Regions from separate parts of the Mus musculus genome. Here region 1 is linked to region 2. Evidence: chromatin contacts called from ENCODE POLR2A ChIA-PET data. All regions are on one chromosome and are shown on one strand. The core of a region is the stretch at or near the end of the contact, and the rest is flanking DNA. Distances in the headings are between cores, read along the strand shown.

Region 1 (5,490 bases), core at 2,820-5,319, 72 kb before region 2:
ACCCTAGACAGAGGGCGGGAGCCAGTCAGAGACCTAGACCGTGACCTCTCTTCTTCTGTCTTCATGTCTGTCCTACACTCCTGCCCTGTGTTCACCTAGAGTGGACTACGGCAGGGAAGGGACAAGGGTGCCTCTCTGTCTTCAGGAGCATCTTTTAAACTTTAATATACATTATATATCTATGTATTTATTGGTCCGTGTGTGCCTGTGTGCCGCTGCTGTGTACGAGTGGCGATCAGAGAGCTTCGCTGGCAAGCACCTTCACCAACTGAGCCACCTTGCAGGCCTCCTTTGAAGATTTTAATTAGCATATATGAATTATACACACCGTGTTTCACCGAGACATTTTCACATATAAATGCGTACATATATGCATGTATGCATTCTGTGTCTGGATTGTATCCACGCCCTCTTGCTCTCCGCCATCCTGTTCTTTCTCAATGCATCCTCCCTCTGCTTGCGTGTTCCTGTGGGTTTCTTTCTTGTGATTCAGTGCGTTTCCTTTGTGTTGCTCAGAGGATCATGGGTAAGGGCTGACTGGAAGGAGCATGGTTTTCACCACGGAGGAAAAGGGCTCTGCTGCCCCCAGAAACCTTTAGCTAGCCTATAGATTCCAAGGACAGGGCGGAGCCTTGTCTCCCCTTCCCCTCAAGATCATCCTTCAGGCTCACCCTCTCTCACCGTCCCCTCTCTCTCCCATCCTCTTTCCCTTCCTTCCCCTCCCCCTTCTCCATCCTTTCTCTCTTCCCCTCTCTCTGAAATTGTGTTTCACCATGGAGTGGAGGCTGCCCTCAAGCTCAGTATCTTCCTGCCTTAACCTTCCCCAACATTGGGATGACAGGCCTGAGTCTGTTCTAACTCTTCCCTTTCTGTCCCCCATCTATTCCTCTTCCTCCTCCCCCTCCCCTTCCTCTCCCTCCTCCTTCTCATCTTCTTTGTGTGTGTGTGATTTATTTTGTTTTTCTTTTTTTTTTTTAAGTTTTATTTACTTAATTTATGAGTACACGGTTGTTGTCTTCAGAATGTCTCCAAAGAGGGCATCAGATCCCATTACAGATGGTTGTGAGCCACCATGTGGTTGTTGGGAATTGAACTCAGGACCTCTGGAAGAGCAGCCAGTGCTCTTAACTGCTGAGCCATCTCTCCAGCTCCCTTATTTTGTTTTTCGAAACAGAGTTTCTGTGTAGTTCTGGCTGTTCTGGAATTCTCTCTGAAGACCAGGCTGGCCTCGAACTCACAGAGATCCATCTGCCTCTGCCTCTGCCTCTTTAGTGCTGGGATCAAAGGCACTACCATCGCCTGACCTCTCTCTGCTTCTTATCTTTCTGGGTCTCAAGTTCTTTTCCTACCCTCTTACCACCCCAGTCCCATCCCCTTCCTCCCTCTCCAGTCCAGTGACCTTCATGCCCTCTTGAAGCCCGGCAGGATCCAGCCCCAGCTGTCCACGAGGTGCTCTTCAATTTCAGACCCTCTTCAAGCTCCACTTCAGGGACAGATACTTTCCCAGGATCCACAGGACGCCAGGAATGTGGAGCAGAGAGCAGAGAGGTCCCCAGGGGCCAGGCGGTAAGGACCCTCACCCCGCCCCCCCCATTCTCTCTGCTCCCTGCTTCTGATGTGGACCTCAGGCCATTCCCTGCCCTTCCTGGGGCCTCTGGGCCTCAGCTTGTCCTCTGCAAAATGGGCAGGCTTGCCTCTGGCCCACTTATCACACAGGTCCCATGGGAGCAAGCAAGCAGCTTGAACTGGCTATGTGTATTGAGCAGGAGACACTGCTGGGCTCCAAATTTCCCCATCCTACATTCCACGGGCAGATGTTCCCTATATCTGGGGTGATGGAAGATCCTGAAAGTAGAGGTTGTAAAGATGTGGGTGATATATAGGTTCCTGTAACTATGGGACCATTTCAAGACTGGATGTTAATGTGTGACAGTAGGGTTCACAATGTGTGGACATGTGACCGTGTGACTGGCTGTGGGGCCGGGAAGGGTCATACTTAAGATGAGAGTGGTGGCCCCCAAATGTAAGTTAAACTTCTGGGAAGTGAGGCAAGAGACTCCCCCAAGTGAGCTGCTGCTGGGGGTGTGGCTCAGTGGTAGAGCCCCTGCCTAGAATCCCCCAGTGAGGGGCTGGGAGCACAGTGAACCGTTAGAGTGCTTGCCTACCATGCACAAGAACCAGGGTTTCATTCCAGCATCAAAACAGGATGATGAGTTCAAAGCTAGCTTGGGACAAATGGAGACATTAGCCGACAAGGTAGTTCAGTGGTTAAAGGTGACCGCCATCAAGTCTGAAGACCTAAATTCCATCCCTGGAATCCCTCTAGAAAGTCTGTGGCTTGTGAGTGTAGATGGAACAATGGTATGGTTGTCTGCTCATACAAAACTGGGTGTGACAATGAGAGAATGGGCATCTTGGTGTTCCCTGAGGAGTTTATGCTGTTACACACAGTATAGTCTCTGGGGGATTGTGATGTATGTCACAAGGGACAGTGTTTTCAGATGTGGCCACTCAGCACAGTGTGTGTGTGTGCGTGTGTGTTTCAGCTTGGGTTGTGAGAGGATTGAATGGGTGTGTGCATCACCACACAGCCAGGCACATTTATGTCCTGGACACTCATTGCTTGAGGCTCTGCTCTGGATGTCCAGTCCTCCTGAGGGACACAGACCAGTTGCGGCTATCGAGTGATTGATAGTGCTGCTGCCAAATGTGGAGCCAGATGTGGTCATTGCATGAGCCTGTGCCATTGAAATCTGAATCTCAGTACTTGAAAAGCTGAGGCAGGAGATCCAAGGTTGGAGATCACCTCGGTTATAGAATGAGACTCTGTTTTCTTAAAACACACACACACACACACACACACACACACCAAAACCACAAACGAAACAGGACTGGAGAAATGGCAGTTAAGAACACTTCAGGAGGATCCAGAATTCAGTTCTCAGCACCCATGGGGAGACTCACAACCATGGGTAACTCCAGTTCTAGGGGATCCAGTGCCCTCTACTGGCCTCCTCAGGCACTGCATGAATATGGTACACATGCCTCCATGCATGCACATAAAATTAAAACAAAGAAAGACAAATCAGGGATTGGAGCAATGGTTCACTTGGTAAAGTCCTTGTTATGCATGCAGCAAGATAAATTAAGCTGGGTAGTGTATGCTTGTAATCCCAGTACCAGGGAGTCGGAGGCAGGCAGATCTCTGCATTCAAGGGCAGCCAGGTTTATGTAATGAGTTCAAGGACAGCCAGGGCTACACAGAGAAATCTTGTCTTGAAAGACCAAATCAAAGGAAGTAGACAACACTTAAGAATCACATCAGAGGGGCTGGAGAGATGGCTCAGTGGGTAAGAGCATCCGACTGCCCTTTCGAAGGTCCGAAGTTCAAATCCCAGCAACCACATGGTGGCTCACAACCATCCGTAACAAGATCTGACTCCCTCTTCTGGAGTGTCTGAAGACAGCTACAGTGTACTTACATATAATAATAAAAAAAATTTTAAAAAAAGAATCACATCAGAGGTTGTCCTCTGGTCCTTCACGCATACACATGTACACGTACACACATATACAATGACATACATATACACCAAACAATGACAACAGAAAGGCAGTGGTAATTAAGATTATAGGCTGTGTTTACACATATGTGAAGTGTCCACGTCCCAGGGCACACAGCCGCTTGTCCCTGCAAGTGATTGGGAAGCTGTGGGTGAAAGACTGGCTCTCTCAGCATAGTCCTAGTTGTAGAGCTATGAATGAACTTGTTACTCACGGAGTCTCACTCTGTGAGTCTCTGTCGCTCTCCTGCTCAGCATTTGGGATCCTGTGTGAGGCAGCGTGAGAGGCTGTGTAAGTGGCTGGCTGGCATAGTGTGTTCTGTGGCCTGGGGGAGGGGGGAACCATAACTGTGTGACTGTTCCCTCTACGTGACACAATGGCTGTGATAAACGTGCCTGCTCCACGGTTCCCACTCTTCCCCAGAGCTCCCCCTCCTGTTCTCTGGTCCGCCCTGGCCCCGCCCCCTCCCAACACCCCAGGCTGCCAGCGCCTGTCACCTCTTCCAGAGCTCTCTGGCAGGCGAGGCAGGGCAGCTGTGTCAGTGGAGATTGCGAACAGGACTCCGTGCAGGTAAGGGGTCTCCATCAAGCCCTTGCCCTGGGCCCATCTCTCCCTTGACTGTCCCCCTATCTCAATCTTTGTCTCTTTCTGCCTCTCTGACCTGTCATCTCTTCACCTCTTTTAATCTCTAAATGGGCTTTTTCTACTCTTTCCCCTTCTCTGTCTCTTCCCTAGTCACTTCCTCTGTCTCTGAGCCACAGTTTTGTCTTTATCTCCTTTTTTGCCCTTTAGGCTCTGATCTCTCGCTTGTGTCTCATTGTCCCCAAGTCTTTCTGTTCTTATACCTTATAACTGAGTCCGTGATTTTTTGTTTGTTTGTTTTGGTTTTTTGGTTTTTGGTGTTTTTGTTTGTTTGTTTGTCTTATATTTTTTCTTTTCTGTAGCTCTGAGATTCCCTTTTGAAACTCTGCATTCACATTGTCTGGGCGGGGGTGATAGTTGGGTTAGAAGGATTTTCAGAGCATCTAACGTCCAAAAGTCAGAAACCCAGGGTCTAATATCTCTCTGTTCCCTAAATATTTAGATGCTGGGAGAGCGCTGTCCCTCTGACTTCTTGAAGCCAGGGAAGTTTTAGAAGATTGGGCTTTTATCTTCTATATAAATTGATGCGAACTCAAATGATCGGTTCAAATTCCCTTCAGGGCTTGACTGACAGTTTCTAGTCTCTCCTCTCTAAGGAGGTCTCAGGTTCCCAAGAGTCCCTCCGGTCTAGCCTCTCGGTGACACTGACGCTTCTGCCTGTCACAGCTCTAGGGCAACAGGCCCCTCAGCAAACACCCCTCCCTTCCACCTTGGCTGCCTCAGCAACACTTAGGAGGACCTGGGAATCGCTTAGCTGATCCCAGCCTCACTTATCTACTGGAGGCCGCGCCTAGTCCTGCTCCGCCCCAAATCCTCACGTGCGGAAATGGGGGGCGTGGCCTCAGACGCCATGTGCTTCTGGCAGGTGAGCACTGACTTGGACTGAAGCCCAAGAGTTGGTTCTGCCTTGGGACCCTCCAGCCCAACTGCCTCCGAGTGGCCAGAGTTTCCATCACCTTTCAAGGATGCCCCTGCGGTTGCTGCTTCTGCTGCTGTGGTTGTGGGGACTCCAGTGGGCGGAGGTGAGGACCTCGAGAGATAATAGGCGCTCTGGGGTGGTTTTAAGCCTTTCCCTACATTAGGGAGAGTTTTAAGGCTGCTCGCCCCCCTCCCTGTATAAACTGGTAGTTTCTCTTCACACAGTTTCCCTCACAAGTCCTCCAGGTGGGGACAAGCTACCCCTTCCTTTGGGCGATTTTCTAGGCACCCCAATTCCATCTAAGAGGTTTCTGAGCCACCCAGAACTCCTGCGTAAAAAAATGGACAGCTCCTCCATATCTCTAA
Region 2 (5,416 bases), core at 578-3,077:
CGTTGCAGGAGAGGTGGCCCCCGCCAGGAAGATGGAACTCTGGGCGGGGGCCTCAGCAGCCATGGAGGCCACACCCCTCTCCAGGTCCTCTGGACTGCGGCTGGACTCATCCTCCGTAGTGGGGTTCCCATCAGACTCGCTGGAAGGAAAAAGGGTTACGTCTTTTTTAGGTTTGAAGGTTTCATCGCCCTAGGGGCAGAGGCAACCCAAGCTCCGATTAACTATTTTAGCCCTTCAAAGAACCCACCCAAATCCCAGGGTCTCTACAAGCCTGCTGGGGTTGACAGCGCGGCGGGTATGCTAAGCTGGAGGAAAGTTTTCCAGTCGCCTTGGCCTGCAGCCGAGCACCCAGACTGCCCCAAGTCCCCTGGGTCGGCAGGCGCGTGGCTGCGGAGTGAGGCAGCAGCTTTTACTCCAGTTCTTCCTCACCCCCCACCCCCACGGCGTCAGAGACCAGAGCTAGAGGCCTGGCGCTGAGGTGGGAGGGGAAGGGCTTGGGTTACAGGGAAACCGGAGCCGGAGAAGGTTCACGTTTCACAACAAAGACAAGCGACAGACCACGCTGTTTGGGCTGGAGGGGGCGTGGGGGTGGGTGTAAGTAATGGTTACCGAGGGGCCAGGTTGCAGAGGCCCCAAAAGCGGGTCCCTACCCTGGGTGCCTTAGACAAAGGCCCCTTTCCCTTCCTTACTACCGCTCCTCCAGGGATACCTCACTTTTCTCACTGCCCGTCCCGCCCCCGCCCCCCCCCCCATTCCTGGCACTGCGTTCCCAGCTTAGAAGTAGCTGGAACAACCTCTGCCCCTGAGGCAGTGATGCCCAGAGAACCCAGGGTGTGCCTGGTCTCTCCACGCTCAGCCTATGCACTCGCCGACGCCACCGAAGAGGGATGTGAAGGGTCACTTGCGCAGACTCCAGCGGCCACCGAGGAAGGAGGGTCGGTTCCCCCCTCACCTTTTGCAAGGCGCTCCACCGCCGGTCCCAGTGCGGTCGCGCTGTCGCCGGTTCTTGAACCAGTTGCTGACCTGTGTAAGCGAGAGGCCGGTGAGCGTGGCCAGGCGGCGCTTCTCGTCAGGCGTGGGATAGCGGTTGCCGCGGTAGCAGGCCTTGAGCGCCGCTCGCGAGCGCTCCTTGAAGCAATAGACGGTCTCCTCGCCATCCCAGATGGTCTTGGGCAGAGGGAACTTCTTGCGCAGCCGGTATTTGTCCACAGCGCCCAGCGCACGGCCACGGGCCCGCTCGGCCTCGTGGTAGCGCGCGCGCAGGTAGAGGTCCTGCAGGAAGGCGTGGTGGGCGGCGGGGAAAGGGCGGCTCTCGAGAAGTTGGTAGAGCTCGGCGTATTCACCCCGCTGGAAGGCCACTAGGGCCCGCGCGCGCAGCACCGGATCGCTGCCACGTAGGCGCTCGGCCGGGGGCAGCGCGCCCAGGAAGCGGCTCAAGCGGCCGGCGTGGCCCGCCTGCAGCAGCGCCTCGCACACGCATGCCACCTGTTCGGGCGAGAAGCGAAGGCCAGTGGGCACCTCGGTCACGGTCTCCCGGGGAGACCCCGGGCCACTCGGGGACCCAGAGTCCGCCGCCGCCGCCGCATCTCCCGCCCCGGCCGCCGCCGCCTCCCCCTCGGCTGCCTGCAGAGTCTGCAGAAGCTGGCGCGCTTCCTCCTCCTGCTCCTCGGTCGCCGCCGCCGCCTCCCCCCGAGCCGCGGGCCCCGCGCTCGGCTCCGCAGGCGAGGTAGCCATGTTTGGCAACTTTGGAAAGTTCCTCCCTCCTTTGCCGCCTCCCGCGGGCTTCCCCAGCCCCCTCCTCCGCCCAGTCCTCCTCGCCGCCCCCCCCCCCGGTCCCCTTGCAGTCTTCTGGCCCCCTCCCAAAGACTAGACCCAGCTCTGCACTCGGGTCTGTCCTTGTCCCTGTGTGTCCGCCCCCCTCCCGGGCTGTCAGGATTCTTTGTTTTCCCTCCGTCTCTGGCCGCGCTTTTGGCCTTCCCCCCTTGTGTGCCTCTGACTCAGGGCCTCAGTTTCCCTATCAGAGCAACGGAGAAGGTAATGGGCCGTCCGGAGGGTTAAGGGCGCGAAGCCGCTCCCATCTCCCGGGTCCCTTGAAGGGCCCCCTCCCTTCCCATCTCCGCGCCGTGCTCCGCCCCTCGGAATTCCCGGCCCCGCGGGTAGGCGGTGGATCTAGCTGGGAGGAGGGGCGGGGAATCGCGCTAGAAAGTTTGCAGCAACTTTTCTGGAGTGTCGGTCCAAAAAGCGGATGCGCGTGGCTTGCGCAGGCGCAGTGGGAAGATGGTGTGCCCGCTGCTGGCCCAACCCCCTACTTTTTTCCAAACTTGAGTGGCACAGCTGGGTCACAGCTGGGGGGGAGGGTGGGGGGCGGTGGTGTCTCTGGTGGCTTGTTGCTTCTCTCCTACTGGCTGGATGCCTAAGCCCCACCCTTCAACCTGATTCGTGCGCTTTGCCTCCCCTCTAGCTCCCACTCAAGCCATTGGTTGTCTCTATTGGACTCTCCATTGGCCTGCGGGGCGGTTTCCTTTCCACAACAGAGATATTGCGCGGGATTTAGGGCAGACCAGAAGTATTTTATTCGCAAGGGTCGGGAGTGGAGGTCGTAGGTGGGGACAGACAATAAATACCGAGGAATGTCGAGTCTCAATGCATCTAAAACGTGGGTCCCGGAGTCTGTCAGTGAGTCAGATAACAAGATCAATAAATACCCACACTGCTTTGGGGGAGGGGGGAGTGCAGCTGTGGCTCCGTTGTTAGAGTGCAGACGTGTACACGGGGAAGGAGTTGCAGCAACCCCCAGGAGTGAGGCTGTCCGAAGCCAAAGACTCCGTGTGTGCTGGCAGAGGTCTTGCTGATCCATCACTATGGGAATGGGATGTCCCTGGAAATAGGGGGCTCATGCTTATGGCTTGTAACTGATGGCTGGGAGAGTGAAAAAGTGAAATCGGATGAGCTGAGCAGTTTGCCCATCCACGTCGGGGCTGAGTAAAGCAAGGTCGGCGAATGCCCAGCTGCTGCAGCAGCGGTGGCTACCAGCTCTGCAGGAACCAGGGGTGCTGGGCACGAGCCCTGTTCCTCCCTCCCCGGCCGCCAGGTGGCAGGCCTGGATCACAGGAGCGGAGCTGGGTGGGGACCCAGGCTCACAGAAGTGTGGAGCGGAGCGGTGGGGGGGGGGGGGGGGCGCGATGGGCACAGAGACGCTTTGGGTCGCTCCCTGGTCGCTCGACCTTCCTAGGAGGCCTAAATGAAAGATGGCTTGGAGTCTTAGGGTTCAGGGGGCGAAGGTGGCTCCCGGGAAACACCAGACTGGGGTGAGACCGCCGGTATAGGCCACCAACCCAGTGCAGCCCAGTGTGGCGGCAGCAGCCAGAGCAGCGGCGAACAGGAGCAGGCAACGCGCCTCGGATAGGCCAGGCCTAGGGATCTGCAGGAGAGAAGGTTGGATTAGCACTAGGCTACAGGGGCCCACTGGCTCCTGGGAGCCGCCCAGCCTATACCCATAGATGGGCCTCTGAGCGCATCTCTGGTCCCCACAGCCCGCAGCTAAAGTTGGTCTGCTCGCAAGAAAGAGCTCCTGTTGGAACTCGTCATTGGCTACTTAGCAGCAGCCTGTGTTGATTGGCCGCCCGAATACCCCCCCTCCCTGCGGTGGGCCGAGCTCCACAGAGGCACAGCAAGCAGTGGTGACACTCAGTGGGCAGAGCTAGGCAGAGGCCCGTGGTGGGCGGACGTGGGACATACCCTGGCAGGGAGCAGCAGGTGACGGCGGTGCATGGGGCCTGGCCCCACCAGCGGGCACTGGCCCACAGCCACGGCCGGGGGGCCATCTAGCTGGAGAGAGAAGGGACAGGTGACCCGATCGGAGCCCAGCAGCAGGGCGAGAGGCAGTGCGGGAATCTAGTCGAGGCCAGAACGGGAGTATAGGGAGTTCCCTTGGGGAGGATTTGGCGAGAAGCCTGAAACGAGGGAGAGCTGGTAGATAGTGCATGCTGAATGGATGAGTGAAGGGCAGCTTTCTTCTGGAACCCCCAAGGAGAATGGACCCTAAACGTGGACGGGAGAAGGGCTGTGGGTAGCATATCTAAGATGGGGATCGGGGAGGGGAGAGAGGGGTCTTACATGGGAAGGTGGATCCGTGGCCCGGGGACTGGGGACCCCCGTGATGGCTGGAAGGAGAAGAGAGAGGTGTATGGAGTGTGGAGGATGGAGGAGAAAGGCAGTGGCGCGGCTGCGGTGCCCCAGCCTGGACTCCTCCCCTGCCCCGAGGGTTCACACACCCAACATGCCCCCCATCTCCACCCAGTGCCCCCTTGGCTGGAAGCAGGTGAGGGACTCGCCTGCGGCTCCTGGGGCCTGCAGCATCTCCATCCGTTCCTGTAGCTGCCGAACATGCGCCTCCAGGTCTCGGTTTCGGACCTCGGCCTCCTGTAGTTGGCTGGGAAAGATAGGGGAGTGAGCCGACCTATCGGTGAGGAGACTGCGAGGGTTGCTGCTCTCCTCTCCCCTCACCCCAGCACTGTGACCCTGACCTGGAGAAGTTCTGGTTGGCGGTCCGGATGGCCTCCAGCTCGCGGCTCAGGCTCTGCCGGGTGAGAACCTCTTCTTCCAGGGCTTCCTGGAGCTGCTGCAGCGTTACCGTGGTCTCTGCCTCAGCCACAGGGGCAGGGACAGCCACTAGGTCAGCCTCTTCAGCCTGTCGGTGGGGATCAGAGTTGGGACCTGGAGCTGGATCAGTCCCGTACTTCCCTCCCCCGTCCACCTCTCCCCATCCCTGGGTCCCTGGGGACAGTGTAGTCAACAGGGGAACTGAAGGGCTGAAGTCAGAAGTTTAGCGTGTTCCTCCCAGCTCCACAGTGCTTCAGACAACCCTGGCTTTACCCTTAGGCCTCCCCAGTTTGTGTCTTGTCACTTTCTGCAACCCCCCACTCCTCTTTCCAATGCTACCCACCTATCTGTGGCTTTTAAGAAACCAGCATCCCACCTGATGGCCTCTGAACTTTGTTCACCAAGTCTACCCCAGACTCCTCCAGGTGGTTGGCAGTCCCTCCCTCCCAGGCCCCGGTTGGTGTTGCTTTCTGACCCCACCCCCATGCCAGGAGAGCATCTACCTCTGAGCTATCCCTAGTTCTCTTCTTTGTTTTTTACTCCAAGACAGGATCTCATTACATAACGGGAGCAAGCCTTGAATTTGGGATTTTTCTGCCTGTGCCTCCTGACTACAGGATGTGCAGTTGGGCCAGTTGGGGACAGTGTCCTACTGAATTAACAGCCTGGCAGTTGGCACTGCAGGTACACCCACCCAGGAAGCTTTGCCCACCTCTCAGTCTACTCACCACTTGATCCGGTGGGGACACTGGGGGCTGCAAGTCAAGCCCTTGCAAGTCTGACACAGGCAACTGCAGGGCCTCTAGTTCCATAG

What was found. ChIA-PET counts read pairs that join two places held with the same protein, here RNA polymerase II (POLR2A).
Region 1: POLR2A ChIA-PET joins it to region 2 with 14 read pairs in embryonic stem cell. The contact joins the promoter of Gipr here to the promoter of Six5 in region 2. POLR2A ChIA-PET finds 5 or more read pairs at or near these places in 3 of 5 experiments (Patski and embryonic stem cell).

What each region holds. Positions count from the first base shown.
Region 1 is chr7:19,164,706-19,170,195 of GRCm38, reverse strand. It overlaps Gipr (gastric inhibitory polypeptide receptor), which reads left to right and starts at 4,069. Exons shown (of 14, transcript NM_001080815.1): 1 at 4,069-4,134; 2 at 5,072-5,228. The coding sequence starts at 5,172.
Region 2 is chr7:19,090,955-19,096,370 of GRCm38, reverse strand. Six5 (sine oculis-related homeobox 5) reads right to left here and starts at 1,827. Exons shown (of 3, transcript NM_011383.1): 1 at 953-1,827; 2 at 1-139. The coding sequence starts at 1,734. Dmpk (dystrophia myotonica-protein kinase) reads right to left here. Exons shown (of 15, transcript NM_001379257.1): 10 at 5,331-5,416; 11 at 4,527-4,690; 12 at 4,335-4,432; 13 at 4,117-4,163; 14 at 3,739-3,824; 15 at 2,550-3,421. The coding sequence ends at 3,262.